6 separate regions of the Mus musculus genome follow, and regions 2, 3, 4, 5 and 6 are each linked to region 1. A link is a loop called in an ENCODE intact Hi-C map of the cell type or tissue named here. Cell type or tissue: heart. All regions are shown on one strand.

The links. A loop is a pair of places that touch in the nucleus more often than their neighbours do. Peaks named below come from ENCODE experiments on the same cell type or tissue, not always from the same donor. Only the 100,000 strongest peaks of a DNase experiment are listed, where the experiment ranks them.
Region 2: it touches region 1 in a loop (4-fold over the local background); 13 of 42 quality-filtered maps call a loop at or near these places.
Region 3: a loop joins it to region 1, with 6 times the contacts of the local background. A loop is called at or near these places in 15 of 42 quality-filtered maps.
Region 4: it touches region 1 in a loop (1.9-fold over the local background); 3 of 42 quality-filtered maps call a loop at or near these places.
Region 5: a loop joins it to region 1, with 2.3 times the contacts of the local background. A loop is called at or near these places in 7 of 42 quality-filtered maps.
Region 6: it touches region 1 in a loop (6-fold over the local background); 29 of 42 quality-filtered maps call a loop at or near these places.

The regions. Positions count from the first base shown.
Region 1 is chr12:85,493,954-85,498,953 of GRCm38, reverse strand. No RefSeq gene overlaps it. Among named protein-coding and RNA genes, the nearest start is that of Fos, 23 kb to the right of the region's middle. In heart, a CTCF peak has its summit at 2,029 (motif pointing left); DNase peaks (open chromatin) are centred at 983, 1,443 and 1,953; H3K27ac peaks cover 545 bases; H3K27me3 peaks cover 157 bases.
Region 2 is chr12:85,727,646-85,732,645 of GRCm38, reverse strand. No RefSeq gene overlaps it. Among named protein-coding and RNA genes, the nearest start is that of Flvcr2, 16 kb to the left of the region's middle. In heart, a CTCF peak has its summit at 3,059 (motif pointing right); a DNase peak (open chromatin) is centred at 3,055.
Region 3 is chr12:85,645,679-85,650,678 of GRCm38, reverse strand. It overlaps the pseudogene Gm33312. Among named protein-coding and RNA genes, the nearest start is that of Batf, 39 kb to the left of the region's middle. In heart, CTCF peaks have their summits at 3,088 and 4,823 (motif pointing right); DNase peaks (open chromatin) are centred at 2,608 and 3,098.
Region 4 is chr12:85,167,666-85,172,665 of GRCm38, reverse strand. Pgf (placental growth factor) reads left to right here. Exons shown (of 7, transcript NM_008827.3): 3 at 810-1,006; 4 at 1,212-1,291; 5 at 3,126-3,155; 6 at 3,249-3,308. Among named protein-coding and RNA genes, the nearest start is that of Pgf, 7.1 kb to the left of the region's middle. In heart, a CTCF peak has its summit at 3,018 (motif pointing left); DNase peaks (open chromatin) are centred at 1,605, 2,265, 2,675 and 3,005; H3K4me3 peaks cover 542 bases; H3K27ac peaks cover 1,457 bases.
Region 5 is chr12:85,139,864-85,144,863 of GRCm38, reverse strand. Rps6kl1 (ribosomal protein S6 kinase-like 1) reads left to right here. Exons shown (of 11, transcript NM_146244.4): 5 at 3,988-4,035; 6 at 4,388-4,520. Among named protein-coding and RNA genes, the nearest start is that of Rps6kl1, 8.9 kb to the left of the region's middle. In heart, CTCF peaks have their summits at 384 (motif pointing left) and 1,893 (motif pointing left); a DNase peak (open chromatin) is centred at 1,873; H3K4me3 peaks cover 488 bases; H3K27me3 peaks cover 1,592 bases.
Region 6 is chr12:85,660,114-85,665,113 of GRCm38, reverse strand. It overlaps the pseudogene Gm33312. Among named protein-coding and RNA genes, the nearest start is that of Batf, 24 kb to the left of the region's middle. In heart, a CTCF peak has its summit at 2,028 (motif pointing right); no DNase peak of the experiment used is centred here; H3K27me3 peaks cover 305 bases.

The sequences.
Region 1 (5,000 bases):
AGGGGAGTGATAAGTCTAAGGTCAGCCTCTACTACATATAGTATCCCAGGTCAGCCCAGGCTAGATAGAGAAGCCTTGTCTCAAATAACTACAGACAGACAGACAGACTCCTGAAGGGCATAAGGTATCCTGCATTCTTTTTTTTTTTAAAGATTTATTTATTTATTATATGTAAGTACACTGTAGCTGTCTTCAGACACTCCAGAAGAGGGAGTCAGATCTCGTTACAGATGGTTGTGAACCACCATGTGGTTGCTGGGATTTGAACTCTGTTACAGATGGTTGTGAACCACCATGTGGTTGCTGGGATTTGAACTCTGGACCTTCGGAAGAGCAGTTGGGTGCTCTTACCCACTGAGCCATCTCTCCAGCCCGGTATCCTGCATTCTACCGCAGAGATTCTAAAGTCCACTCTTTCTCTCCCCTATTGGTGTGTGTGTACAGTTGTTTTAGTTGTCTTAAAAAATTATTGTGACCCCATATGCATGCACCTGTATATACACACCCCAAACACACACACACACACACACACACACACACACACACACACACACACACACACACACACACACACACACACTTCTGTGATTCTTTTGCCCAGAAAGCCAACACAGCCGTGAATCCTCTCTCCTCGGAAGGCCTTCCAGCTTCTCCACACCCCTCCTTGGTGCTGTAGCTGCTACGGGCTCTCCTGCCAGGGTCTCCCTCAACCTCCAACCCCTAGGCTTCCTGCCAGCTCCTGTGTGAAGAAGGTGCACTCTCTGAAAGTGGCAAAGCCCTCCCTGTGGTTTCTATTACTTAAAGAAACCCAGTCTCCCCTGGGCACCAGCGCTGCCTTCCTCCTGGGGTTCCCCCAACTGGCTCAGCTGTCCACTGGTAAATGAACAAACTATCTCCAGGCAACAGCCTGGCCTACAGCCGGTGACTGGTGACGCCACGCCTGATGTTCCCCTCAGCCTCACCCAAGTCTGTTTGGGCTCAGCTGTCTGCAAGGTTTTCTTTTGCTTGTCAGTTTGGGAGAGATCTTTTGCTGATTGGCTGTGGTGGGGATGGGGTGGGGCGCTGAGGTCAGAAGCCCTGAATTCAGGGAAGGCAGCTATCTCCCTGCCTGGAATTTTTTTGGCTCCCTGGAGATTTCCCCAGCATGGTAATAATATCTCCAAGAGCCAGTGTGATGACACATGGTAACCCCTCGGGCAAAGTGGAAGCCACAAAGCCAGTGGGGCATCAAATAATTCACTAATGCTCTGACCCTATGCTCAGCTCCAATCCAGAATCCTACTTACTATTAAGCTGAGTGAGCTTCAAGGATGCCACAGACATGACTAAAGGCCAGCCTGCTGTTTAATGAAACTAAAGAAGCATTTCAGAAGTTGGCGAAGGGAATGAGAGATACCAAAGGCTGCAAGAGAAGAATAAGGAAGGGGTGGTGAACTCTGGCCAACAGGAACTGCGTGAGAGCAAAGAGCAGGAAGTTCCGGTGTGTGTGGTTGCATAGGACAGAGACTGTAGGGAACGGTGGTATTGTGGGAATGGGGATGTAGCTCAGTGATAGAGCACTTGCTTCACATGTACAAAATCCTGGGTTCTCTCCTCGGTACCATAAATAAATAATAAATAAGTAAATGAAAATTATAGCAAAAATAAGAATGTATGATATATTTCAAAAGGCTAAAAGAACCTTGAAGATATGGGCGGGGGGGGGGGGGGACGGAGACGGAGTTCGAGACAGGGTTTCTCTGTGTAGCCCTGGCTGTCCTGGAACTCACTCTGTAGACCAGGCTGGCCTGGAACAAGTGCTGGGATTAAAGGCATGCGCCACCACTGCCTGGCAACCTTGAAGGTTTTTAACATAAAGAAACAATCAGTGGACCTGGCTGGACAGCTCAGCAGGTGAGGGTGCTTGCCACCAAGTCTGACAACCCAAGTTCGAGGCCCAGAACCCACACAGTGGAAGGATGGACGGTTCTCAATGCACAAGGCAGATAGCAGAGTTCGGGTCAATCCTTGTCTCGCTGAAGAGCGCCCTCTGCTGGTAGTATCTCCCCGGTTAGTTTGTAAAGGGATTTGTAGACTTATGGTTGGCTGCTCCCCATTACAGGCACTCTGAGGGACCTGGCCCTAGAATGACTACCTGAATAGACACATGTTCCCCCACTAATGCTAAGTTGACAGCCATTTGAGCATCAAATGCATCAAGGAGAGCTATAAACTATCTACTGAAGAATTAGGGCAAGATTGCCTAGCTCAAGGAAATGAAGACTCCCCCCCCCCAAAAAACACTGGCTTAAGCCAAAACCCCACACCCTGGCCCTGACCCTGGCCCTCTGCTTCCGGTCTTGAGTCCCTCCCCTTGGGGTATCTCCTGGTCTCCTAGACAAGCTGATGTCATCCACACATACAAACCTTATAATTCCCAAGGCCTTTCCCCAATGAGTCATCTCTGCCGTTACCCTCTCTTCAAAACCTTCTCCCTGTCTCCCCCTCCTCCCCAAGACAGGCCAGCCTCCCTGGCTACCCAGCAGTCAGTCCTCATTCGAAGACCACGGGTCCAAGTCTCTGATCGGCCACCTACCAGTTGTGTGGTGTAAGGAAAGAGACATTACCGTCATCTCACGGAGATCTGGGTGTTCTGCACTTCACAGAACACGTGGGGAGCATGGGACATATAGAATACCTCCAGCCCACTTAGGTCTTGGTTGCTTACCTGACAGAATGTGGGCAGGCCAACAAGGCAGACTGTACTCAATGCATTGAGAGCATCTTGGAAGTGTCACAGACGAGCATAGCCAGTGGAAAGAGTGAGGGATTTTTCAGGAAATGTTTACAATTGTTTTTATTTATTTTAAAAATCACAAGGATAAAAAAAAAAAAACTTTGGGGCTGGAGAGATGGCTCAGCAGTTAAGAGCACTGACTGCTCTTCCAAAGGTCCTGAGTTCAAATTCCAGCAACCACATGGAGATCCAAAATGAGATCTGACGTCCTCTTCTGGTGTGTCTGAAGACAGCTACAGTGTACTAATATAATAATAGATAAATAATAATAAATAAATCTTAAAAAAGCAAACAAACAAACTTTGCCAGGCGGTGGTGGTGGTGGCATACGCCTTTAATCCCAGCACTTGGGAGGCAGATGCAGGTGGATTTCTGAGTTTGAGGCCAGCCTGGTCTACAAAGTGAGTTCCAGAACAGCCAGGGCTATACTGGGAAACCCTGTCTCAAAAGAACAAAAAGAAAAATCTTTAGCATAGGGCTGGCAAGATGGCTCAGTAGGTACATTTGTTAAACAAGCCCTGTGGCCTGCTTTCCATGTCTGGATGCATGTATAGAGGGGAGAAGAGAACCTACTCCACAAATGTCCCCACAGGCATGCATACCCATACACTAATAACAACAGTAGTAATGATAATAATGAATTTTAAGAAAAAACCTATTTCATGTGTAGTATTAACATTTTCCTCTTTATAGCAATGCAGACATAGACTATAAATTCAACGGTCAAATGCTTTTTAACAAGAGTGAAAGAACAGTCTTACGTTGCCCTCACTGGGGAGAGAATCCTCTAGGTTCTGCTATGCCGAAAATATAGAAATTGGGTCAATAACTCAACCCTGTGCTCTCAGAATTCCGTAAGGAGTTAATATGCTTTTTTAAAAAAATTCTATCTTTTAAAAGTGAAAGTCTTTCTAACAATTGACTCTAGCAAGACGGGATATCCACAGGCAAAAAGACAAGGCTGGCCCTTTCTCTAACACTATTCTAGAGTTAGTTCAAAATGGAGTTCTGAATGCAACACAGTGGAAACGTGTTTATCATTGGGAGGCCCTGGATTCAAGTCCCAGTACCAAAAGTTTTTTTAAAAAAAAATCACAAAAGAACAAAGACTTAAGCTTGAGACCTAAAACTATATTAGAAGCAAACATAAGGCAAAAGTTGGCATTGGGCCCCGCACGGTGGTACACGCCTTTAGTCCCCAGCACCCAGGAAGCAGCTTTGTGAGTTCAAGGCCAGCCTGGTCTACATAGTGAGTTCCAGGCCAGTCAAGGCTACAAAGAGAGACCTACATAGAATTAACCTAGGATATAGTGTTAGAGGAAGGTCCAACTTTGTTTCTGTCTTAAAAACAAAAAGACAGGGTCTGGAGAGATGGCTCAGTGGTTAAGAGCACTGACTGCTCTTCCAGTGGTCCTGAGTTCAATTCCCAGCAACCACATGGTGGCTCACAACCATCTGTAATGGGATCCAATGCCCTCTTCTGGTGTGTCTGAAGACAGCGACAGTGTACTCACATACATTAAATGATTAAGTAAATATTTTTTAAAAAACAAAACAAAAAGCAAAAAGACATTCTTAGGATGCGTGTGTTGCTCACTGGTAGAATGTTTGCCAGGTACATGCAAGGTCCTGGGTTTGAGCCCCATCATTAAAGAAGGGGAAAATTGTCAACAAAATAAGATAATAACAAACAGAATGAGAGAAAATATTTGAAAATCACATATGTATCTGTCAAAGGATTAATATCCAAAATATATAAAGAACTAATTAAAAATAAAGAACCAGCCAGGTGGTGGTGGTGCATACCCGTGGAACAAGTGGACCATGTCACCAGACAGAAGAACCGGTAAGGTTAAGACAGCCTAAACCTGGGACATCTCAGAATTAAGAACAGTAGGCGTGAGGGCAGCTCCCTCCCTGCCAGATCTGGAACCTGCCAGATCTGGAACCTGATCTGGAACACATAACCACGACACCCTACTGAGAGGACCATAACACCCTAGCATGCAAACCTGGGGTTCTCCATGCTAGTGAGGTGTCTAGCTCAACCCTGAGTGTTTAGCCAATGAGCTTCCCTTCCTGGCCATCCCTTCCTGCAAACATCTTTCATCCCTGGTTCACCCCAAGTAAGATGCATGCATTCACACTCACCATCAAATAAGACAGTCTGGGCAAGCAAAGACTGTCTCCTTCACCAGGGACCGCCACTGGGGGCAGGGGAGGA
Region 2 (5,000 bases), 230 kb before region 1:
TTTTCTGGGGGGTTTTTTGTGTGTCTTTTCCACCCAAAGCTCCAAAGTCTTTCCACAGTTCTTCCAAAAACAACACGGTCATGCCTGTCATAGTCATGCCCCATGATCCTGGTACCAATTTCTGTCCTAATTAGGGTTACTGTTGTTGTGATAACACATACAGACCAAAAGCAACGAATGTGGAGTTTGTTTGGCTTACACTTGCACAACACTGTTCATCATGAGGGAAATCAGGGCAGGAGTGCAAGCAGGGCTGATCCTGGAGGCAGGAGCTAACCCAGGACCACCTGCCTCAGGATGGCATGACACACCATGGACTAGGCCCTCCTCCTTCCATCAATAATTAAGAAAATACCCTACAGGCTTGCCTGCTTGTAGGCGTTTTTCTAACTGAGGTTTCTTCCTCTTGGATGACTATAGCTTGAGTCAAGTTGATGTAAAACTAGCCAAGATGGGTTTTACAATAGGAATTGTGTATGTTAGAGGCAAATTTTGAGGACTAGACCAAGAAGCCACTGGGTTGATTTTGGCCAGAATGAGGCTCACATTTACTGAGAGGGTTGCTATTCTAAAGAGGATTAAGACCCTTTATCCTCCTTCTATTCACCACATAGTGCTGAGGTGTGGAAAGTCTTTTGGGGTACCACTTGGCAGGAGTCTGACATTGGCTAAGGGCAAAGAAGTGGGCTTCAGACAGGAATCTGACATTGTCCTAGGACAGGGAAGTAAGCTCAGGCAGGAATCTAACTTTAGGCTGTGATAGGAAAGTAGGATAAGGCAGGAATTTTAGTCTTAGGGTGGAACTAGGACTCAGGCAAGATTTTTGGGCTTGGAGGAGAAAGTGGGCTCAAATATTTCGGTCATTATGATAAGCCCTTTGTAACAACTATCAGGAGTAATCACAGGATTTAGCTTGCCCAAAATACTTGCATGTAATTAAAGTGGTATTAAAAAGTGGGTTGGAGCCGGGCGGTGGTGGCGCACGCCTTCAATCCCAGTACTTGGGAGGCAGAGACAGGCGGATTTCTGAGTTTGAGGCCAGCCTGGTCTACAAAGTGAGTTCCAGGACAGCCAAGACTATACAGAGAAACCCTGTCTCAACCACCCCCCCCAAAAAAAAGTGGGTTGGAAAATAAAAATTTGCCTTCAGTCTCAGAATTGACTGGGGTTACCCTACAATGTTGTGTGTCTTTTTTCTTTTTAATCCTCACTCCCATGCTGGAGAACCTGTTGACTGACTGAGCGGGCTTGGTCACTGAGGCCCGTGTCTGAAGGGGAAAAGAACACTGGCTTTCTTTCTTTTTTTTTTTTTTTTCTTTCAATTTTTTATTAGGTATTTTCTTCATTTACATTTCAAATGCTATCTTGAAAGTCCCCTATACCCTCTCCCTGCCCTGTTCCCCTACCTGCCCACTACCACTTCTTGGCCCTGGTGTTTCCCTGTACTAGGGCATATAAAGTTTGCAAGACCAAGGGGCCTCTCTTCCCAATGATGGCTGACTAGGCCATCTTCTGCTACATATGCAGCTAGAGACATGAGCTCTGGGGGGTACTGGTTAGTTCATATTGTTGTTCCATATAGGGCTGCAGATCCCTTCAGCTCCTTGGGTACTTTTTCTAGCTCCTCCATTGGGGGCCCTGTGTTCCATCCAATAGATGACTGTGAGCATCCACTTCTGTAGTTGCCAGGCACTGGCATAGCCTCACAAGAGACAGCTATATCAGGGTCCTTTCAGCAAAATCTTGCTGGCATATACAATAGTGTCTGCGTTTGGTGACTGATTATAGGATGGATCCCTGGGTGGGGCAGTCTCTGGATAGTCCATCCTTTCATCTCAGCTCCAAACTTTGTCTCTCTAACTCCTTCTTTGTTCCCTATTCTAAGGAGGAATGAAGTACCCACACGTTGGTCTTCCTTCTTCTTGATTTTCTTGTGTTTTGCAAATTATATCTTGGGTATTCTAAGTTTCTGGGCTAATATCCACTTATCAGTGAGTGCATATCAAGTGACTTCTTTTGTGATTGGGTTACCTCACTCAGGATGATATCCTCCAGATACATCCATTTGCCTAAGAATTTCATAAATTCATTGTTTTTAATAGCTGAGTAGTACTACATTGTATAAGTACCATACTTTCTTTATCCATTCCTCTGTTGAGGGACATCTGTGTTCTTTCCAGCTTCTGGCTATTATAAATAAGGCTGCTACGAACATAGTGGAGCATGTGTCCTTATTACCAGTTGGAACATCTTCTGGGTATATGCCCAGGAGAGGAATTGCTGGATCTTCTGGTAGTACCCAATTTTCTGAGAACTCCTCTTTCACGGTTCAGGTGTCACGGACCTGGACAAAGAGAGAAGATCCAGAAGGAGCTATGTGCAGGGAGTGAAAGCGGGGAAGTGCTTCTGTTCACCTGCCCATTGATCACACTCATGTCCGCATTTCAGTTGAGACTGAAATCACTAGGCAGCCACACATTTCAGATTGAGGTGACTCCTCACTGCCATAAAGGTCAAACACCCTGTGCTGACACAGCTCCCCCTCCCCCACCGACTTGAGTCATTGTGTCTGAATGACTGTGCTGACACAAACGGGCCTCAGCTGGTGAATCCAACGGACAGAAGAAGTGGGGCACGGGGCAGGGCAGCCTGGCAGAGCAGAGACACTGGGCACAGGGGTTTTCTCTGCTCTGTGACCAGAGAGCTAGCTGGTTGCTTGATGACTAGAGCCGAACACGACAGTACAGAAATTAGAGGACTTGCCATAGAGGAGGTATGGGATGAACTTTGACCCTCACATCAAATGTCTTCAAGGTGATATGTGGAGGCCAGGTGGAACCCCCAAACTGTTGAGAGCTTCCTGTCAATCATTTATGACTCCCTTTATAGTGAGCTTTGGGGGTGCCCAGAGAGGTGGAAGCTTACATCCAGAGATCACAACTGTGCACCCCACTCCTGGCAGAGCAAGGAAGGTATGACCATTGGCCGGAACTTCAATGGTCAGCTCAGCGTGAAACAGGGACCAAAAATTGGCACGTGCAGTTCTCCATCTTATCGCTAGGTGGCAGCACTACCTAGGTGCTGTCCCCGTGGTTCTGTGTACAATGTGGAGCTAGAGAACCTTCCTTAGCGTTTCAAGCCTGGCCCGAAGATCCCAGCTTTGGGGTCAGCGCAGGCCAGCCTGAGTCCTGTGTTCGCACTTAATTAACACGGGCAAACCAGGTAGCGTCTTTTGAGGCTGTTTCTGTATCTAAGATGAGGGTTACAACAGTTCCTGAAAACATCACGAAAAGAAAAATAGGGCCAAAAAGGATGCCACCGGCAGTCTCTGCCAACCCTCGGAGCACATTCACATCCCTCCCCCATTGCAGTTATTTTTATTATTTTGTCCTTCACACTCACCCCAATGCTCACTTCAAACAAGCATATGAAAGCATTTTGAGGTAGGGAGAGAGAGGGCAGGATTGCCATCACTCTGAAACTGTAAGTCCCTTCCCTCTACAGGCTGACTTGGTCATTATGTCTCATAACAGCAATAGAAAAGTCACTAATACAGAGGAGGGAAGAGGGACAGAGGGACAGAGGGACTAGGCCGGTGAAGAACAGCAGAGTCCCAGAATCTTCTGCAAGGGTGCACCTTCAACGACCTAAGGAGCTCCTCTTGACCCTTGTATTTGGTTTCGGATCAAGGACAAGAGACCCAAGTGTGGATCTTACATACCAAAGCAGACCTGGCCTCCAGATTCTCCCAGAATCCCTCAGTCTCTACCTGGCATACCCTGCCCCCAACCTTGAACTTTCTAGCCCAGGGTCTGGGCTTTGGCTGTCGTGTCCCCCCCCCCCCCCAATCTCTTCCCTGTAAAATCCAGACATTTTCATCTCTTTTTTTCCTACTCTCTCAAAATGTTGAAATGTCATTGCAAGTCACCTCAGGCCCTCTTTCTTATCTTCATTGAGTTTATTAATATTGAACTCCAGATTATAAAATGAGTAAAGTCTTTCTGACTTTGAGGGGTAAACTTGACGATAACCCTGCCTAAAAGAGCCACGGAACCCATGGGATATCTGGGTTGCAGTTTTTAAGACATTGGCATTCCCACTTGTGATCCGGCCAAGCTTTTTTTTTCTCACACTTGGCACTGCAGTATTTGGCGGTTCGGCACAGAGAACACCACACCATCTTTTCTTTCTTTTGCCAGGGCTTCAAAAAGGTTAAAAGTAGACAGCGGCAGCTGAGAATCATCTGTGATATGTTATTTGTCCGCTGCCAGGGAAATGAGCCAATTCAAGTCAGATTATATTATATTAAAGTGGGTTTATTGAGAAGCTGCTCTCGGGCAAATTCACTGGCTCCAAGGATTGAGGCCAGGGGAGTCGCCATGGTGAGGGATATGGGAGGATGCACAGGAACACACACACACACACACACACACACACACACACACACACACACACAGAGAGAGAGAGAGAGAGAGAGAGAGAGAGAGAGAGAGAGAGAGAGCAAAACGTTGGAAGGGAAGAGCCTGGGGAGGGGTAGGGGCAGTGTTGGAAAGTTCAAGGCAGGGTTTGCCAGGTAGGAACTGCGGGATGCTGGGAGAATCTGGAGACACAGTCTGCTTTGGTATGTAAAATGTGTACCTCTGTCCCATGTCTCTGGTCTGAAACCAAACGCCTTGAAGAGTAAAGCTTCCACTATATTCCAATAACGTCATCCTGGAGACCAAACCTTCAGTTGTAAAGCTCTGGGGTTTCAAATCCCCAGCCATTATTTAAAGGCAAGCAGCTGTATTTGGTGTAGGACGGACCAATGCGCCTGAAGCTAGAGGCTGAGCTCAGCTTGTTGTCATGGTTCCTGCTAGAAGCAGTAGTGGTTGTCCAGGTCGGCTAGCTGCTCTGGGGACTGGTGCATGGTTAGCAGAATGCCTGGCTTCTAGTAGGGCATAGGCATCCCAGAGCTCACTCAGGGAGCCCTGAGTGTCAGGACCCAGTGTCCCTCTATG
Region 3 (5,000 bases), 150 kb before region 1:
GGCACAGCTGAGAACTTCTCCTGGTGTTCCTGTTGGTCCCTCCTGCTGACTCGAGCCTAGGCTGAGGCCTGCCTCTAGAGAGAGGTTGTGTCACCACTGTTGCTATCCTAACTCTACCAAACTGGACTGCTGCTGTATCTGTGAAGTGTTTGCAAGTGGATGGAGCTGCTGCTGCCTGCTAACCTGTGAACTGAACTGCTAGACAACACTGATGGGAGTTGCTCCAAAGAACCTTTCTAAACAGGTCCATGTCCCCGTATCCTTTCTTCTCCTCTACCTCTGGTGGGTGGTGGGCTAGAAGGGAGGGTAAAGTGTTTAAGAACTGTGGGGAGCTGCCCTCACATTCGCTGTTGCAAGATGGCGCTGACATCCTGTGTTCTAAGTGGTAAACAAATAATCTGCGCATGTGCCAAGGGTAGTTCTTCACTCCATGTGCTCTGCCTTCCCTGTGACGACAACTCGGCCGATGGGCTGCAGCCAATCAGGGAGTGACACGTCCTAGGCGGAGGATAATTCTCCTTAAAAGGGACGGGGTTTTGCCATTCTCTCTCTTGCTCTCTTGTGCTCTGGCTCCTAAAGATGTAAGCAATAGAGCGCTTGCTCTTGCTCTCTTGCTCTTGCTCTCTTGCTCTCTTGCTCTCTTGCTCTTGCTCTCTGGCTCCTGAAGATGTAAGCAATAAAGCTTTTGCCGCAGAAGATTCCGGTTTGTTGCGTCTTTCCTGGCCGGTCGCGAACGCGTGTAAGAAAGAACCATCACTAAAAACAGGATTGGAAAAAAATTAAAGTTATTGGACAGCTTCTGGTCCCTAGATGAAACAGCTCTGGGATAGCTGAGGGACGATGGCACCTGTACTGTAGAGATGGGGGGAACAGGGACCAGAGCTGCTGTACAAATATTGGAATGTTAGCACACACACACACACACACACACACACACACACGACAAATTTCCCTAAGCTACAGCACATGTTCGTTGTAAGAAGGAAGGAAACATCCACACACATAAAATAAAATAAAATAAAATAAAATAAAATAAAATAAAATAAAATAAAATAGGGGCTGGCTAGATGTCTCAACAGGTAAGAGCACTGACTGCTCTTCCAAAGGTCCTGAATTCAAATCCCAGCAATCACATGGTGGCTCACAACCACACATAACGAGACCTGATGCCCTCTTCTGGCGTGCCTGAAGACAGCTACAGTGTACTTAAAAATAATAATAAATCTTAAAAAAAAATAAGAGTTTTTAAATTGAGGCATTTACAGAGACAGCAAGGTGCAGCAGGTCACCATGTGCAGAAAGAGCTGTTTTTAGGGTGATTATCCTTTTACCTGGTTTGGGAATCTGAGCATGGAGGAATAGACACAGCTTTGCAAAGCAAAACAGAGTCCACATGGGACCACATCCTCTCTTACCCCAGCATGAGGGAGGGGCTGCTGCTTTCTGCATGACCCCCTCCCCTGCCCAAGCTGGAGGAGGAAGAGGAAGAAGAGGAGGAGGAGGAGGAGGAGGCCATTTCAAGAAACTGTTGGGTTGAATGGCCTCCATTTAAATCCTGAGTGTCTCTGGGCAAGAGATGGCAAAGGACTTCCCAACACCAGGTATAGGTTAGTGTGGACTACCCTGGGCTCTGTCTAGTGGAACCATCTAGAGGAGGCCAAATGTGCCATGGCCTTTTTGGCTCTGGTGTCTCATTAGTTATATGGTATAGATGACGGATGAGCTACAGCTGCAGGGTGGACAATCTGCAGAGCCTGGAAACTGTCAGGTTTCCAAGTCACTGGCATGGGCTAGAGCACTATCCCCAATACTTAAACTATGTTGTCTCCAAACCCAGAGGTCTGCTAAGGCCATGGCCCCTTCTCTGTGGCAGGTATAACATGCAGTAACTTGAGTCTTGCTTTGAAGGGACGCTTTGGAGATTTCAGACCAATGGCGACCTGAGAATGTTGTCAACGTGGCAGGTCGACACATCCACCTAGGGTTTCTTTCCCATTGTCTCTCACCTCTGTGCTTACTAGGTGTCTGGTGATTGCCACTCCTTGCTCTGAGGGTCTCGTGAGCATAATGACACCCATCCAGTGGGAGCCTCAGGAGACTATGGAGTGTCAAGAGGCCCAAACTTCCCATGAGTCACAGTAGGATGGAGAGCGGGAGAGTCAAAGTAACCCCTAAGCTAGACACTGAACGGATGCTTCTGGCTTTCCCATGTGAGAGGAAGCTGATTTAGACCCTCCCATTGGTGAAACAGGAGAAGAATACATTTACCAATTAGAACTGAAAACAGTTGCCATTTATTAGTCAGCTTTCCACTGCTCCAACAGAATATCCAAGATAACCATGCACTTGGGATTAGTCTGTTATTTCTGAGGCTTTGGTTCCAAGTTGCTTGACCCTGTGGCCTTGGACCTGTGATGAGCCAGAGACCATGGCACAGGAAGTCACTCATGTCCTAGCAACCAGAAAACCCAAAGAAGAGAGGAAGGAGCTGGGGTCCCAATATCCTCTTTGAGGACACACCACTAGTGAACTAACTTCCTCCTACATAGCTATACTTCTCTAAAGTCCAACCACTTCCTAACAGCACCACAGGCTGAGGTTCAAGTCACTAACGCATGGGCCTTTGGAAGATGTTCAACATCCAAGCAATGGTACCAGTTAAAGTGAACTACTATTATTATTTATCCTACCTGTTGATGGAGAGTAAGAATGCCTTGCCTGAGTGACCACCCCCCAGCACACTGCCAACAGTAGTCTAGAATCACAGTAGTCAACCATCACCCTCTGCAATCCACCCTTCTCAGGGGTCAGTGAGTCCAATGGGGGTCTGTTGGGACCACGATCACCCGCATCCTCTGGGTTCTGGCTTCAGGCGCTCTTTCTCTGCAGTTGCCCGTGCAGAGGGTGTGGTATCATTTCTGATTTCTTGCTGGGATGGAACGGTTTTAAATGAGTCTAGTCAGCTTTTTCCCACCAAAAGCCACTGAGTCTGGAGAACGAACGTGAGGACTCTGCAGTCCCCAAGAGTCTTCATCCCAAGTGCACACCTTCCAGTTTGGCAAGCACTGACAGGAAGGATGTGACTGTAACTCGCCACTGTGGGGCAGGCTGGGGCCAGGCGCCATCCCTCTCAAAAGTGACACTGTCGTTCTCAACACCGTGACCAAAAGTGACTTGAGGAAGAGAGGGTTCATTTTAGCGTATAATTCCATAGCACTGTTCATCACGGAGGGAAGGCGGGGCAGGAACCTGGAGGCAGTCACTGATGGAGTGGCCACTGAGGGGTGCTGCTTACTGACTTGTTCCTCATGGCTTCTGCTTGCTTTCTTTCTTTCTTTCTTTCTTTCTTTCTTTCTTTCTTTCTTTCTTTCTTTCTTTCTTTCTATTTTTTTGGTTTTTCGAGACAGGGTTTCTCTGTATAGTCCTGTCTGTCCTGGAACTCACTTTGTAGACCAGGCTGGCCTCGAACTCAGAAATCTGCCTGCCTCTGCCTCTGCCTCTGGAGTGCTGGGATTAAAAGCATGTGCCACCACGCCGCTGGGCTTCTGCCTGCTTTCTATAGCACCCAAACACCCCCTCCTAATTTCAGGTGTTAGGGTCTGTTGCCCTAGGGTGGTTTGTTTGTTTGTTTGTTTGTTTGTTTGTTTGTTTTTAGGGCCCTGAATTGGGTATAAAAGAATTCATCAAGGGGACGGGGAGATGTGCTTGGTAGGTGAGAGAGCTTACTGCTGAGGGTGGCCACCTGGATTTGATCCCTGGGACCCACATGGTGGAAGAAAACAGATTCTTTTAGGCTGTTCTTTGAGCTCAATAAGCAAACTGTGGTATGAAGACAGACAACAAACAAATAAGCTTTTCTTCCTTTTTAGATTTTAGTGTTTTCAAGGCAGGGTTCCTCCGCGTATTCCCGTCTATCCTGGAACTCACTATGCAGACCAGGCTGGCCTTGAATTTAGAGATCTGCCTGCTTCTGCCCCCCAAGTGCTGGGATTAAAGGTGTCATCACCACACCCAGTGGCTTCTTGAAAGGAACTTCATCAAGAGTCATCCATTCATAGATTGGTCTGTTGCCTTTACAATCTGACTCTGGGCTTAGTTCTCAGCACAGCATGGTACGATGCTATATAGCCACGGGCGCCCTTGAACACTACCAAGGTGAATTCTGGCTTTCATGGAAATTGTAGACTTATGGGCAGCTGACTTCCAAAACAGTTGACAAAAGGTAACCATCAACCCCAGCTTTGTCACTGGCCTTCAGAGCACTGTGCCACGAGTGCCCTTACTACCTGTGTCACATGTCAGTCCATGTAGAATATCCAAGCAGCTGTGCTCCACACAAGTCAGGTGTTGTGCTCCCCACTGCCCACCACTTCTGACAGCTTAGCCTGGCCCTTGCAAAGCACATCCTGAAACAAAGCCTTATGCTCAGGGTGAGGCAGAGGGGGAGCAGGAAGGACATAGTAGGACAAAGAGAGAGACAACCGGGACACATGTCATACGGCTAACTCGCCTCTACAGCTCCCCTCTGCACCTCCCCTCTACAATTTCCCTCTGCATCTCCTCTCTGCAGCAACCTGTAACAGGCCTTTCCTAACCCTGTAAGACCTCCCCAGGGACGGCGGGAGGGTCCTCAGGACCAGGTATCTGGAGGATGAAAGGGAAGAGAGTTCTCCACACTCTCTTCACCCCTAGCAATCACAGAAGGCTCTAGAAGCATTGACTCCCTGGATTTGTAGGGTGTGTGTGTGTGTGTGTGTGTGTGTCACAGATGACTTCCAGGACAGGAAGCAGGACTTTTAGGGCCTGCACCTGTAGGAGGCGCCATCTGCATGTGCCTGTGTGGAGTTGTTCATACCTGCTCAGAGTGGGTTATAGAAAAAAGCAGAGTCAGGACTGGAAACACTAGGTGTCCAAGAGACGGCCCAGGGTGTGCTGTCCTTTAGAACAGTATAGAGCATATCCAATTTTGCTGTATTAGAAGCCTAGCAAGAAGTCAGTCT
Region 4 (5,000 bases), 330 kb after region 1:
GGGACTGTTCCTGGTAATCCTAGGCCAACTGTCACCTCATCAGTCAGGAGTCACTTGGCCTATGTTTACTGGGGTCAGCTCTTGCTCTCCCAGAGCCTCATTTTGGCTCCGGCGGAGATAAGAAGCACCAGAGATGGAAGATGGGAGCCAGGGACCCAAGCTATGCTCCAGAAAGGAGTTCTGCTCCTGGGATAATGGCCGGAGAAGGCTTCAGGGAGGAGTGGGGGCTGGGTGTGTAGCCATACGGTCTTCCTTGGACCATGCAGATCTAGATTCCAAAGCTGCGATCGATACTAATATGTCTGGCTCCTTAAAGGGTGGTGGGACCCAGTAGACATGAGGCTGGACCATATGACTAGGCATGCTCTTAGCTGAAGAGGAGTTGTATTGAGTGGGGTGGGACACAAGGTAGCCAGCCATAGTGGGGTTGAGGCAGAGGCCAGGGGAAGGCTGGCCCTTCCTGGTGTACTTGAGAACTGTTTTCAGCAAGTTCCCCAAGGCCCAGGAAGCACTAGGCCAGGCTGGAGAAAGACGCAGAAGCTTGAAGAGTGGTCATGGCATAGTCGTCAAAGCTCCAAGGAGGTGGAACCAGCGAGAAAGACAGACTGAGAAGCTGGGACCATGAGAGATTCTGCTCCGTTGGAATTTGAGCCCCGAAGCAGCTAAGGCATCCCAGGGTGACGGCAGCAATAGTTCAGAGCAGAGGGACCCAAGATAGAGTCAGGGGCTTCACTTGGTGTGAACTAAACCCGAGAGCCAAGTCTGAGACACCCCTTCTGACCTGACCTGGCCCTTCTGTCTTCCCGTAGTGGTGCCTTTCAACGAAGTGTGGGGTCGCAGCTACTGTCGGCCCATGGAGAAGCTGGTGTACATCTTGGATGAATACCCTGATGAGGTGTCTCACATATTCAGTCCGTCCTGTGTCCTTCTGAGTCGCTGTAGTGGCTGCTGTGGTGATGAAGGTCTGCACTGTGTGCCGATAAAGACAGCCAACATCACTATGCAGGTAGGGAAACTCTCCCCCACATGTCACCGCCTGCCCATAGCCCACACTGTATTCAGATCCCCACAGAACCTCTAGAAATTACCCAGATAGGGACAGAGGCAGGTCAGGGGCCTACAGTGGGTCCAAGCCAGGGTCCCTTGAGCCCCCATTCCAACCTTGAGCTTCTCATGGACTCCTTACTGAGTATGAACTTTGTTTCCCACAGATCTTGAAGATTCCCCCCAATCGGGATCCACATTTCTATGTGGAGATGACATTTTCTCAGGATGTGCTCTGTGAATGCAGGTAGGTCCTGGGTGGGCAGCAGGGACAAACCCTGATCACTTAGCAGATCCTTGCCGGGCCCCTGGGGCAGAAGAGGGGGTTGCCAGCCTATAGCAGGCTGCGTTTGTTTCCCTAAGCAAGTGGTCCTGGGGAGATGTTTTTCATTTAATATTCCCTATGAGCCAAGTCACTCTGAGGAGCTGGCCCCAGCAGCTGGAGTACAGCTGCCAAGATGTCCCAGTAGAAAAGGAAGTCTCCCCTAGACATCCAGAGCCCTGGCGCTTGTCACACAACTGTCACAGGTCCTTGGAACTAATGTCTATAGACGAAGGTATCACAAGCCTGTGCTTGATTCAGGACCAGGCTGCCTGCCTGTGGGGAGTAGGGTGGGCAAACTGTACTGAGAAGACAGCAGGAAAACCTCATAGAAGGAAAGAGACAGGCAAAGCAGGTACAGTGGTGTCTTTAGAGTTGCTGCACACTGCTAACTGTCCCTGGGAGCTCTGGCCAACCCTCAGCCTTGCTATCTGTTCCCCAGGCTCTTGGCACACTTGCTGCTAGGAACAGCAGCCTAGCATGCCATCTAGGTCCCGGAGACATGAGATAGGTCTGGAGCGTCTCTGTGTCACAGACAAGGCACCTGACTAGAGGTTTGGAGCCTCGTCTGGAGCTGGAAGAAGGGGAGAGCAACCACCTTCCACGTGTGTCTCTTCAGTGCCCACTGCATGCCACACACTGGCCTAAGTGCCTGGGAAATGGTGGTGAGCGGGATAGCAAGGTTGTGCCGCTTGTGGCCACCTTGTCAGCATCGCACAGAGGAGGCGAGCCAGACACTACAGTTCTGTGATTTGCTCCACTGGCCAGCGTGGAAAGGGGCTCTAGATCTGGACTTGGCCTGTCTCACGCCTGCTGCCTTTCTTGGCAGTCACCATGTTCTTCATAGCCACAGTTAGCCACACTGCCCGGCTCTGCCTAGGACTCTAGCTGCCCTCTTTGAACCTGAGCCCTGGCTCCAGGCCCTCTCCACTCTGCCAGTATTAGAGGCCTTGAGTCAACCTGTTCACTTCCAGCCAGACACCAATAGCTCAGTCAGGAGTCCCTCCTTGCCTCCTCCCCCAGGGGCTGAATGGTGACCTTTACCTTTTATATCATCTTTTTTCTGACTTGCCCATCTGCAGAGGTGTGACTGGGCAAAGTGGGCTGGCTCAGGACAGCATACACTCAGGGCCCATGCGGCCCCTCCTGTCTGGAACACTGCTCTTGGGAACTACTGAAGAGATCTCTTTCCAGCAAGCCAGGCAACAGGGACACCTTTCTTTTTACTTCTGGGCCAAGAGCCATGGCCCCAGAAGGCAGAGCTGGGACATGCCTGGAGACTGCGAAGCAAGCTCCCTGCTGTTGCCACGGTGGGGCTGGGTTAAGCCCAGGCAGGCAGTCTTAGCTGGTAGTCACCATTGCCCTGACCACAATCTTGTTCATCATTTACTTTCTTGAGGGGCTCCCAGAGTGTACCCCTAGAAGGAACGGGGAAAGTGAACAGAGAAAAAGTTTAAAAAGCAGAAAGCAGAATCAAAAGATCCCAGCTCTTGATGCCAAGAGGCTGGGACGAGCAGAAACATGTGATGAAAAGCCCCAGAGGGGAACATCGACCTCCCTGGGGATTGCCAGGACCTAGGGTAGGGCTGGGAGCGCAAGCACTGGGGCCCCCACCCCGCCACAGCTTCTTCACCAGCTCGGTGCTGCCCCCTAGCGGCGCTGGAGCAACCGCCTCACCAGGACCTAGGGACTGTGGGAAGTGGGTGGTAGCAGGAAACATCCATTTACTCGTCTCCCCTGCATCTTTCCGTTTCCCTAGACCTATTCTGGAGACGACAAAGGCAGAAAGGTAAGTGTACTTAGTGCGCGGGGAGGTTGTCGGACCTGCCAGCCGCTGTCCGAGCACGAGGAACCCTCTGTACTGACGCTTGGTTTATTGCAGGAGGAAAACCAAGGGGAAGAGGAAGAGGAGTAGAAACTCACAGACTGAGGAACCCCACCCGTGAGTATGCTGGGGCCCAGGACTGGCACAAAGGCTGAGCCTGAGGGGGTGGGGCACTGGGGATGAGGTCTTGCGATGAGAACAGGGAATCCACTTTTAAGGTCTAAGGCGTGCGGGGCATGGTGGCGCACGCCTTTAATCCCAGCACTCAGGAGACAGAGGCAGGCGGATTTCTGAGTTCGAGCTCTACAAAGTGAGTTCCAGGACAGCCAGTGCTATACAGAGAAACCCTGTCTCGAAAAATAAATAAATAAATAAATTTTAAAAAAAGGTCTAAGGCGCATCCAGGGACTTTAATTCTTGTCCCTTATCTCTTTGTGGCCTTAAACAAGTCCCTTTCCTTGTAAAATGATGGGCCTGGGAGTACAACAAGCAATGTGCTACTGTGCAGGGATCACTGCTGTGTGCCAGGCACCTAGGTGACAACCACATGCCCTGTTCTTCCAGATCATGCCTTCTCCTACATAGTTGGCCACTTCTGGGCATCTCTGGGGCAGGTGCAGTGCGTCTGCCGCTCTCAGGTTCCCAGGCCAGTGTGTCTCTCTGTCTTTGGATCCCTCCCTTCATCTCCCCTCTCCCTGCCTTGCCCATCCTTGCTTCACCCTAGGGGTAGCAGGCTGGAGTCCCAGGTTACAGAGTCACAGTGTAGCTGGAAGAGAGGGGTGGGGGAAGGGACACTCCCACCTGGCAGCCAAGCTAGCCAGAGCTAAATGATCAGCACACACCACACAGATATCAGGTGCCACTGTGCCATCTCTCAGATATGGGTTCTCAGGGGTCTTGTTCAGGTATCGCCCCAAAGAATTTTAATAGTTCATGTGCCTCTCGCTTAATTTTAGGTTGGCCTTGAACCTATGCCTAGAGGAGGATTGTTTTATTTTGTTTTGTTTTACATAGGATGCTATGTAGTCCAAGCTGGTTTTAAACTCACAGCAATCCTGCCTCATGTGCTCACTGTGAACTTCTCTTTCTTTCTTTCTTTCTTTCTTTCTTTCTTTCTTTCTTTCTTTCTTTCTTTCTCTCTCTCTCTCTCCCTCTCTCTCTCTCTCTCTTTCTTTCTCTCTCTCTTTCTTTCTTTCTTTTTTTATTAATTTTTAAATTTTTATTTATTTATTCTGGTTTTTTTTTTCAAGACAGAATTAACTCTGTGTGGTCCTGGCTGTCCTGCATCTCACTCTGTAGACCAGGCTGTACTCACAGCGATTCACCTGCCTCTGCCTCCTGAGTGCTGGATGAAAGGCATGTGTTACCACTGCCAGGCTCTTTTTGAAGGTTTAAAATCATATTCACAAACAGTTGGGTTTGGAGGTCCTAATGCTCCTTTGAGGGGAAAGTGCAACCTTAGCAAGGACAGCAGGCCCCAGGCCTTCCACACACAAAGTTTAAGTGAATATCCAAGAAGGCTGGAGACTGATTTCTTTAAAAACACCTTTTTTTTTTTTTTTTTTGGACTGGAGATGTAGCTCGGCGGTAGCAAGCTTGCTTACCATGTGTAAGACCCAAGCTCAACCCCCCACCCCAGTGCCACAAACCACCTAGTATAAAAGTACAAACAACAGAGCCACTCCTACCAGTTCCATCCGAAGACTGCTGTCTTGGGATGGGTTAACCAGAGACACTGTTACGGGATGCCAGAACGGCTTCAAATGTCTCTGCCACTGAATGGCGATCTCTCCGCCTGAGCTCCACATC
Region 5 (5,000 bases), 350 kb after region 1:
TCTGCTCAACTCTATCTTTCCCTCTAAGCCTTTAGGAGCCTGTTTGACCCTGGCAGGGTATGGTAGATACCTTTAATCCCAGCACTCTGGAGGCAGAAGCAGGCAGATCTCTGTGAGTTCGAGGCCAGCCTGGTCTATATAATGACTACTAGGTCAGTCAGGGCTTATAATAGAGAGACTCAAACATCTTTGAAGTTTTGGGGCTTGCCTGCTTCAAGAGAGGTTCCACCCAGGATTTAGATTTCCTACTTAAAAATAGGCCTAATCAGGGGCTAGAGAGATGGCTCAGAGGTTAAGAGCATTGGCTACTCTTCCAGAGGTCCTGAGTTCAATTCCCAGCAACCACATAGTGGCTCACAGCCATCTGTAATGAGATCTGGTGCCCTCTTCTGGCTTGCAGGCATACATGCAGGCAATGCACTTATAATTAATTAATTAAAAAAGGAAACCAGGAGCCGGGCAGTGGTGGCACATGCCTTTAATCCCAGCACTTGGGAGGCAGAGGCAGGTGGATTTCTGAGTTCGAGGCCAGCCTGGTCTACAAAGTGAGTTCCAGGACAGCCAGAGCTGCACAGAGAAACCCTGTCTGGAAAGAGAGAGAGAGAGAGAAAGAGAGAGAGAGAGAGAGAGAAAGAAGAGAAGAGAAGAGAAGAGAAGAGAAGAGAAGAGAAGAGAAGAGAAGAGAAGAGAAAAGAAAAGAAAAGAAAGTTTGTTAGGGATAAATTGTAAAAAAAAAAAAAAAGGAAAAAGGCAAAGGCCTAATCCAGAGCTGGAGAGATTGCTCAGTGGTTAAGAGCACTGACTGCTCTTCCAGAGGTCCTGAGTTCAATTCCCAGCAACCACGTGGTGGCTCATAGCCATCTGTAATGGGATCTGATGAAATAATAAAATGTTAAAAAACAAACAAACAGTGGCCACAATTGCCTTCCACCTTCCCAATTATAAGGCTGTGCTCCCATTTGTGGATTAATTAAAACCTAGTTTTCTGTGTCTCCGTTGATGGGCTCCACCACCACTGGGGTCGACGGCTTCCCCAGTGCACAAGGCAGGGAAAGCTGTGCTTGGCAGTGCTGTGTTTTCATAATTGCCCGCACTTTTTAGACAGCATCTCATGTAACCCAGGATGACCTCACACTTGCCACGTAGCCAAGAATGACCTTGAACTCCTGATTTTCTTGCCTTCATCCCTGAGTCTGAGGTGACAGGTGCGTATCACTGTTCCCAGTTGATGCTGAGGAGCAAACCCAGGGTTTCATGCGTGCTATGCAAGCACTCTCCCGAGCAACCTACATCTCCAGCCCCTTAACAATGATCAGAGAGAGAGAACAACTAAGATCCAGGGAGTCAGGTGTTGGCTCTTCTGTCCTCTGGGCCACTTATCAGAGGGAGAGGATGTGTGTGCTTGCCTGCTTGGTTGTATCAATGGGAAAATGTTCGCTCTGCTGGAAGTATTCTGTGAGAGTGGAGAGTGTATAACCAAAAAGGAAAAAGGAAAAGAAATCAATTCACTGCCCCACCTAACTTCAGAGTAGTCGTTGTTAATGTTTTGGTCTAATTCCTTCCAAAAGAAAGTAGGGCAGAGTATGTTTTGAATACACAGGTTTTTGACACCATGGGTCCTTACTTAATTTCTGGCTCCGATCCTTGACTGAGTTTTCAGACTGTAAATCAGAGGACTTGGCCAAGGAGGTGGTAGCGGGGAATACCACTTGGGGAAGGATGGTGGGGAACTAACTGGGGGGCAATACTTATGGGAATCTTTTCCTAAATGAACCCAGTGTTTTCTGCCTCTGTCTTCAAACATTGCACAAGTTTGGTCAGGGAGCCAAGGCCACCCTGAGTTAGGTGAGTTAGCCATTAGAGGGCGACCTCTTGTGGTCAAAAGGGATACTGCTGCTCTGGTGTAGGTGCCCTGGTATAGGAAGGAGGGGTGGGGCGAGCCTAGCCCCTGCTTTTGCTTTCCTGATTATGGAGAAAATAAGGCCCAGCCTGGCAGGCACTTTCACCCCTCTCTACGGTCAGACTGTCTGTATTCAAATTCTGATGCTACAGCCTTTTAGCAGTAGGCTTGAAAGTGAGTGGTTTCACGTTTCAGAACCTCAATTTCACCAGGAAAGCTGGTAGGAGAACACGGTGAAGTGAGCCGTTCGAAGCCCTTAGCACTGAATGAGCAGTGTCTGTTTCTGCTACAATGACATTGGTAATTACCAGGGCTGAGGAGGATTTGACACTTGGAGTCTTTGCTTTTACCAACAAGCACAATGACGTCAGAAAGCACGAACTGCTGAGACCCCCATTTTTAGGCAGCTTAGGGAAAAGGCTCAGTTGGCAAAGAACTTCCCATGCAAACATGAAGACCTGAGTTTGATTCCCAGCAACTACGTACAAAGCTAGACATAGTAGGGTGCATGTCTGTAACTCCAATCCTGAGGCGGTAGGCAGGAGCTTGTTGGCCAGCCAACCTAGCCAGAGAGGTGAGTTCCAAGTTCAGCGAGAGACTGCCTCAAAAAGTAAGATGGAGAGTGGCTTAGGAAGAAGACACCAGCATCCTCAAGCCTGGTCTCTACACACACGCACGCAAGCACGCACGCACGCACGCACACCCATGCGCGCGTGCACACACACATGCACACACACACACACACGCGCGCGCGCACACACATGCACACCCATGCATGCGCACACACACACACACGCACGCACGCACACCCATGCGCGCGTGCACACACACATGCACACACACACGCGCGCGCACACATGCACACCCATGCGTGCGTGCACACGCACACACACACGCATGCACGCACACCCATGCGCGCGCACACACACATGCACACACACACACACGCACGCACGCACGCACGCACGCAAGCACAACTCAGAAACAAGCACAAGGTTCAGAGAAGGTGCGTGACTTGGCAAGCATGTAATATCATCATGGCTTCATTAAGGACTCTCCTATTTACAGCCTAACAAACCAGCGATATAGCAAAGCTGGACATTTCTAATCCCTCTTTGGTAGTTAAAAAAGTCAGCTTATTTGCCCAAGCTCGGGAACCAGGGCCCTGAGCTGGGGGGATATAAGTCAGTAACAGAGCTCTAGCCTGGTGAGCAGGAGGCCCAGTACCATTAAAAAAGACTGCAGGGCTCTTCCCCCTACTCCATTCCTAGGCTTTGTTTTTCACCACTGTCTAGCAATGTGGACCCAGCTCCCCACTTACCGAAGCCACCCCGAGAAGGAGACGGCTACTGTCAAAGGACAGGTGACTGGTGTGCACAACTGCACCCACTTTATTTCAAAAGAAGTGTAGCAAAGAAGAGAAATTCCTGGAGTGTGTGGAGCCTGCTGAAGGCAGCCGTCCTGATCTGGAACCACATTCTCAGACGCCTCAGGCTCTTAACGCATTTGGGGGTTTTGTTTTTCTGGTTTTTGTTTTGTTTTGTTCTGTTTTGAGAAAAGGGCTCACTGTGCACTTGGCTGGCCTTGAACTCAACAAGGTCCGCCTGCCTCTGCCTCTCTCAATCACTGCTGGGATTAAAGGCATGCACACCTAGCTTCATTTGTGCACAAAAGAATTGACTGACTCAGTGCCACCTTCAATCCCTGCTGGGATGATGACCTCTGGCGAAAGCCTGCAGTTGAAGTGTTGATTTTGGTTGTCCTTCTAGGCCACACAGGGTCTAGCTAGTGTAGGCAGGTTGGGGGGCGGGGAGATGTTCTCATGAGAGTTATGGCAAACCCAACAGCGGGTACTTAGACCTCTTGCCAGCCTAGGTGGAGTATCCATTCCATCCTCCCTCGCACTACACAGACCTGTGGGGTAGACCCACAGAGCGGGAGCCCAGAGAGCACGAGACATAGGTAGGAGTTGCAGATGCTGGAGGAAGAGGCACCAGGGCTTAGATGTTTGGGAATAGTCAGGGCCTCGGGCCATGGAACGCCCGGGAACTAACACAGCTTGACCGGTGCCTCCTGGACTTTGGCAGGTGCAGGTGGTTCAGGACCCGGCAACTGGAGGAACCTTCATCGTGAAGGCAGGTGCTGCCCGGCTGCTGGCGTGCAGCGTTTCTTTTGGAACTTTCTCAGAGCTCTTGAGACCCCTGCCCACCCCCACCCCACCCCCGGAATGTGCGTATGAAGTCCATGCTTCCTCCAAAGACCAACTCTGCCAATTCCTCCGAGCGTTGCCCAAGGCTCCACGACTGACATGCACACACTGTATCCCATCCTTGGATGTGGATTCCATGGGATTACAGGGGTGAGGGCTGGACCAGGAACTGGTGGAAGCAGATGCTACTCAGCCTGGCTCCCAGTTCATCTTCCGGTGCCCTGAAGCCAGAGCATTGGGCGGTATCAGCTCATTTACATACCCTGTCCCCTCTCCAGAGCCTCCCCAGGTGTCACATGGTGAGCCGGGAGCGGCTGACGATCATCCCACATGGCGTCCCCTACATGACAAAATTGTTGCGATACTTCGTGAGCGAGGACTCCATCTTCCTGCACCTGGAGCATGTGCAAGGTGAGGGCCCATCAGTTCCTCTGAGCTTTGGGGTCTCACTGTTCTCCCCAACTCTGAGCTCTGAGGAGGACTATGGCTTGCGTCACACGTGGGGTACAGACTGGGAGCCTAGAGTTTCTGAAGGTTGAGGGCGGGGCCGAGCTGCTGTGGAGCTCTGTATGGTGCCGAGGGAGCAGGGGGCATCCCCGGAAGGATGTTCCCACCCTAGCTAGGCAGGTGAAGGGGGACATTTATTCAGCTGTCTTTGTTACCATTTCCTCTAGTCTTGGCTTTCCTGGTCAGTGCCCATTCCTGAATGGCCACATGGCGCGGCTGGTGACTAAAACTGTAAAGACGGGAACTGAGCCGCGCAGCAGATACTTAGTGATTCTAAAATGTGAGGCACATCCTTGGGTCGTGATGCGGCCACTGTAAATCCATGCGTGGCCTTTACCTTTTGTGAAGAGGAAGTGTAACGTGTTGAACACTGGTGTTCAAACA
Region 6 (5,000 bases), 170 kb before region 1:
CGGTTTGGCCACGAGTTCAAGCCTAGGCACTAGTGGACATAGGCTCAGAACAGACTAGAGGGGATTCAACTACATGAGGCTCTCATGGGGGGCCAGGTGTAGAGGCACTGACGACCTGTGACCACACACAGGGTCTCAGTTCCACTCTTAACGAGCAGAAGTTCCAAATCAACCTCAAAGGGCTTTCTAGCCCTGTTCCTAGAGCTGCTGTCCCACGATTCTGAAACTCACTGTGGTGGGGGCGGAGGAGCCTAGGAGACCACTATCAACTGCTTCCTCCGCCCCCTACCCCCCATCAGCTTGCCCACCTTTATCCATGCCACAGTTGCCAGAGCCCTGCTTGTAGAAGGAACCTTATAGGCTGAGAAGTCAGCTTGGACCCACAGTCAGGAGCCTGGTGTCCTGGGAGAGATGCAAGCATAAACATTAGAAGTCTGCCGTAAGAGGGAGGAAGAGGGTGGGGGCTATCCCAGTACACACCTAGAGAGTCAGTTTGGGTGCCAGACCATCCATTGCAGGAGACATGAAAGCAACCTGGTCTGAGGCCCCAGGGCCTCAGCCTGCTGCACAGTGTAAGCCTTCATCTCCCAGGCTCCTTGCCAGGGAAGTGTGACCACACAATAAGTTTTAAGTCAGTGCCACATGAACAGTTCAGAAGTACCAGGGGGAATCCTGGCCTGTATCAGAAGCAATGATGGAAAGAGCCTGGACTCCCCCTCCCAAATCACCCATCTACCAAATGACAGTGCCTCTATGTACCACTGCAGACATGAAAAGAGAGATGCATAAAGCCACCTCCGTGGTGCCTATCTGTGGCGGCAACTGGAATCTCCCTCATTTCAACCAAGTAGGAGTGGGGAATAAAAATATCTTTTTCATTTAAAATATATCAATAAGAGCCATCCCCATCAGGATGGGGCTGCTGGGAGCTGAAACAGAATCAAACTCTACTGTCCAGCTGCTGTGCGGCCTTTGGAAACTCAGCCTGCCTGAATCTTGCTTTTCTTGGTTGCAAAATGAAGATAAGCTATCTCTTCTGAGATGGCTAATATTGTCAATTGGACAGGATCTAGATCTGCCTACAAGACAAGCTTTGGGCCCTAGATTAGATTAGCCTCTCCGGCAGTATCTAGATTGTGTTCCCGGAGGTGGTTGGTTGGTACAGTTCTATGGGCTGGGGTCCTGGGCTGAATAAAGAGAAGAAAAGCTGAGAACAGCACCCACCCCTCTCTGATTTCTGACTGTGGCTGCAGCGTGATGGACTGCAGCCTTGATTCCCCCACAGGGTTGGACAATACAGGTCTGTGAGCCATGGCCACAGGAAAAGCGACTCGGCTCCCCTGCTAGTGGCTGGGGGTGGCACAGTGTGTGTGTGTGTGTGTGTGTGTGTGTGTGTGTGTGTGTTAAATCCCGAAGGCATGCTGGGCGTGGTGGTGCACACCTTTAATCCCAGCACTCAGGAGGCAGAGGCAGGCAGATTTCTGAGTTCGAGGCCAGCCTGATCTACAGAGTGAGTTCCAGTACAGCCAGGGCTATACAGAGAAACAAAAAAATCCCGAAGGCATGATGACAACCCCCCCCCCCCCCCCCCCGGCAGATGAAGGACAGAGAGATGGAGCAATTAGCTTGATACAAAAACGTCTGGGAGTGGAAGGCCAAAGCAGAAACCTCCTCCTACTTCAGGAGAAACACTGCCTTTAGCATTTGGAAAGGTGTGCTTGGTGGACTTCAGCAGTCAGGACCCTAAACAAAAACCAAATGCGGCTCCTCTGTGAGAACGTGGGCTCTCAGCGCCACTACTCAGGCCCTTTCGGGTCTGCAATGAGCTGGGATCTTTTGGAGATTAACAAGATCGACACTTCCACCGGATCTTGAAAAGGGTCACACCCGAGTACCTCACTGAATATAAATGGCCCTCAAACTCGGAAAAGCAAGCCAGTTCTAAGAAACCGGGTTCCTGGGAAACAAAATAGAAATAGAAATAGAAGAAATAGGCAGTTTGAGACAGTAGGCGTGCTGCGGCCCCAGATAGCCACTGGAGGGCAGCAAAGATATTGGTTAGAGGAGGCAAGGCTTTCCCCAGCTCAGAAGGGAATCTTAGCGGGTCTCCAATCTGGCTCAAGAAGCATCCTCTGGACCAAGGATTTAGAGTGGTCCTTAGTGTCGTTGTCAATTACAGAAAGTTGTTTGGGTTTTTGTTTTGTTTTGTTTTTGTTTTGCTTTTATTTATTTACTCTCCATTAGTTTAAATCCGGGATGGGTACAGCATCACACGGATTCTGTGTCCAATGGCCTTTGCAGGAAGGTTGCTTCGGAATTCGACACGAACCATACCACCGTTTCCGTGGGCCCGAGTTACTTTTCCCAGATCACTCTGGGTTTGTTTGGTTTGCCTCCAGGGGTCACTGTATTGTTTTTTGTTTGTTTGTTTGTTTTTTTGGGTTTTTTTTTGTTTTTTGTTTTTTTTGTTTTGTTTTGTTTTGTTTTGTTTTTGCTTTGCTTTGCTTTGCTTTGCTTTATACACATAAGCACATCTCTTGCCTAAGTAGAACTCCGTTTCATCTCGGGCATAAACACCTTCAATTTTAAGAAGAGCTGTGTGCTCTCTTTGGTTCCGGAGACCTGGCTTGTAGCCAGCAAAAATGGCCTTGCACCACAGCCTTCCAGACACACTTGCTTTTAGAAGTCCTGTTCCCAGCAGGCCTCCATAGGCGCCAAAATGGCGGAAAGAGACAGAAAGTTTTGTAATAAGAAATAAGTGAATCAGCTGGGCGTTGGTGACGCACGCCTTTGATCCCAGCACTTTGAAGGCAGAGGCAGGCAGATTTCTGAGTTCAAGGCCAGCCTGGTCTACAAAGTGAGTTCCAGAACAGCCAGGGCTATACAGAGAAACCCTGTCTCAAAAAAACAAAAAAACAAATAAACAAACAAAAAATCAAAGTAGGTGAAGAGAGTATACCCATAGCTCAATCATTGGGGAATTGGAAGCCAGCCTAGACTACTAAACAAGGTGCAGTCTGAAAACAATGTGGAAAAAAAAGGAAGGAAGAAAGGAAGAATGGAAGGGGGCTGGTGAGATGGTTCAGCGGGTAAGAGCAGACTGCTCTTCTGAAGGCCCTGAGTTCAAATCCCAGCAACCACATGGTAGCTCACAACCACCCGTAATGAGATATGACTCCCTCTTCTGGCATGGCTGAAGACAGCTACAGTGTACTTATGTATAATATTAAATAAATCTTTGGGCCAGAGCGAGCAGGGCTGACCAGAGTGAGCAAAGGTCCTAAAATTCAATTCCCAACAAGGTTCACAACCATCTGTATATCTACAGTGTACTCTTTACAAAATAAAAGAAAGAAATGAGCCGGGTGTGGTGGCGCATGCCTTTAATCCCAGCACTAGGGAGGCAGAGGCAGGTGGATTTCTGAGTTTGAGGCCAGCCTGGTCTACAAAGTGAGTTCCAGGACAGCTAGGGCTACACAGAGAAACCCTGTCTCGAAAAACAAAACAAAACAAAACAATTAAACTATTATAATTCTATCATCTAGGGAGACATAAATTTAGATACACACATAACTCGAATTTTTATTTTATAAAACTGACATCAGTCACAATATGCAAATTAGTGATCTGCTTATAAAAACACAACACATGCATCCCCATGTATGTATATGTTTTGTGCCTCTGATGGGTGTGCATAAAACAGTCACCCCAGCGTGTTTTACTTGCTCGCCTTGGACCCCTCAAGGCCAGTGCTTACTGTATCCAGGAGCGCAGAAACGGGAGCAAGGAGGTGTGCGCAGTCAGGAACAGTGTTCTCTCGGGCTGTTGGTGCCTCTGGTGGGTCTGTTTCCTGGGGTCTGTACAGAAGGGAGCTGGGAAGCTTTCTATCTGAAAATACTCCACGGTGTGTGCAGGTGTTTGGAGTTCCGTTGAGTTTCATCAAAATGAGTCACTGAAGGTGTGAACGGGCGGCCAGGTTGAAGGAGTTACCACTTCCTGGTCCCATCCGGAGACACCCTGCACCTCAAACAGAAGCAAGCGCCTTTCACATGGGCTACCAGGCAGAGGCAAACTGAGCCTTTCGCTCTCCAAACCACTTCTTTGCTTACCTCCCCCCCCAACCCCCCAAGCAAAGGCTAAGTTCCTCTAGTCAGCGGCTCGCTGTTGGGTGAGCTTCAAGCCAAAAACCCACTGAAAGTTCAGCCACGCCTGAAGGGAACCTTGAATGACAAGCGAGCCGGTACCAGGTGAAGAGGCCCCACCACCTGCATCCAGGAGCCAGGCTGCCTTATTCACACGGAGAGGGGGGGGGTGTGTGCCATGGCCCCAACAGAATTTATTGTCACATGATTCAGAAGGAGGCCTGTCTGGATTTCAGGCCCTTACATCCTGACTTTCTGTTCTCTGGTAGCAGGGCACCAGACCTTAGCATGACTGACTCCATGATGGAAATGCCATTCAGGCTGTAAAACTCATTGTGAACACACCATCACCTGCCAAAACTAAAACAAAGGCCTAACCCATCAAAGTCCACGGCTCTGGGAAAGTCTCAGAATGTAACTAACCTTACTTTTTAGTTTCTGTAGTTCCACTTCTGGCGAACTGCTCTTGTTAGCTGAAGTATGTCAACCCAAAACATGGGGTTTGTGCTTTAAAAGCCCATCCCAAGAAAGGCTCAGGGCTACACTGGGATCCCGAAAACCCAGTGTTGTCACTGGCTGGCTAATAAAGACTTTCTTTCTTTCTTTTTTCTTTTTCTTTTTTTTTCCCCAGAAACAATGGTGACTTAATCGCTAGGCACAACAACTAGAATCCTAATCTTGTAAGCCATATTCAATCTAAATCTTCTGGTGGCAAATCCGGGTGGATTTACCATATAAATTGGGGGATACTAGTAGCTACATCTTGCCTCTCGATATCCCTGTCCAAAAAGCCTAATAAAGACTTTCTATTGACTTAAATTTGTGTTGGAGCAGTCCTCTCTGGTGACTACCTGACAA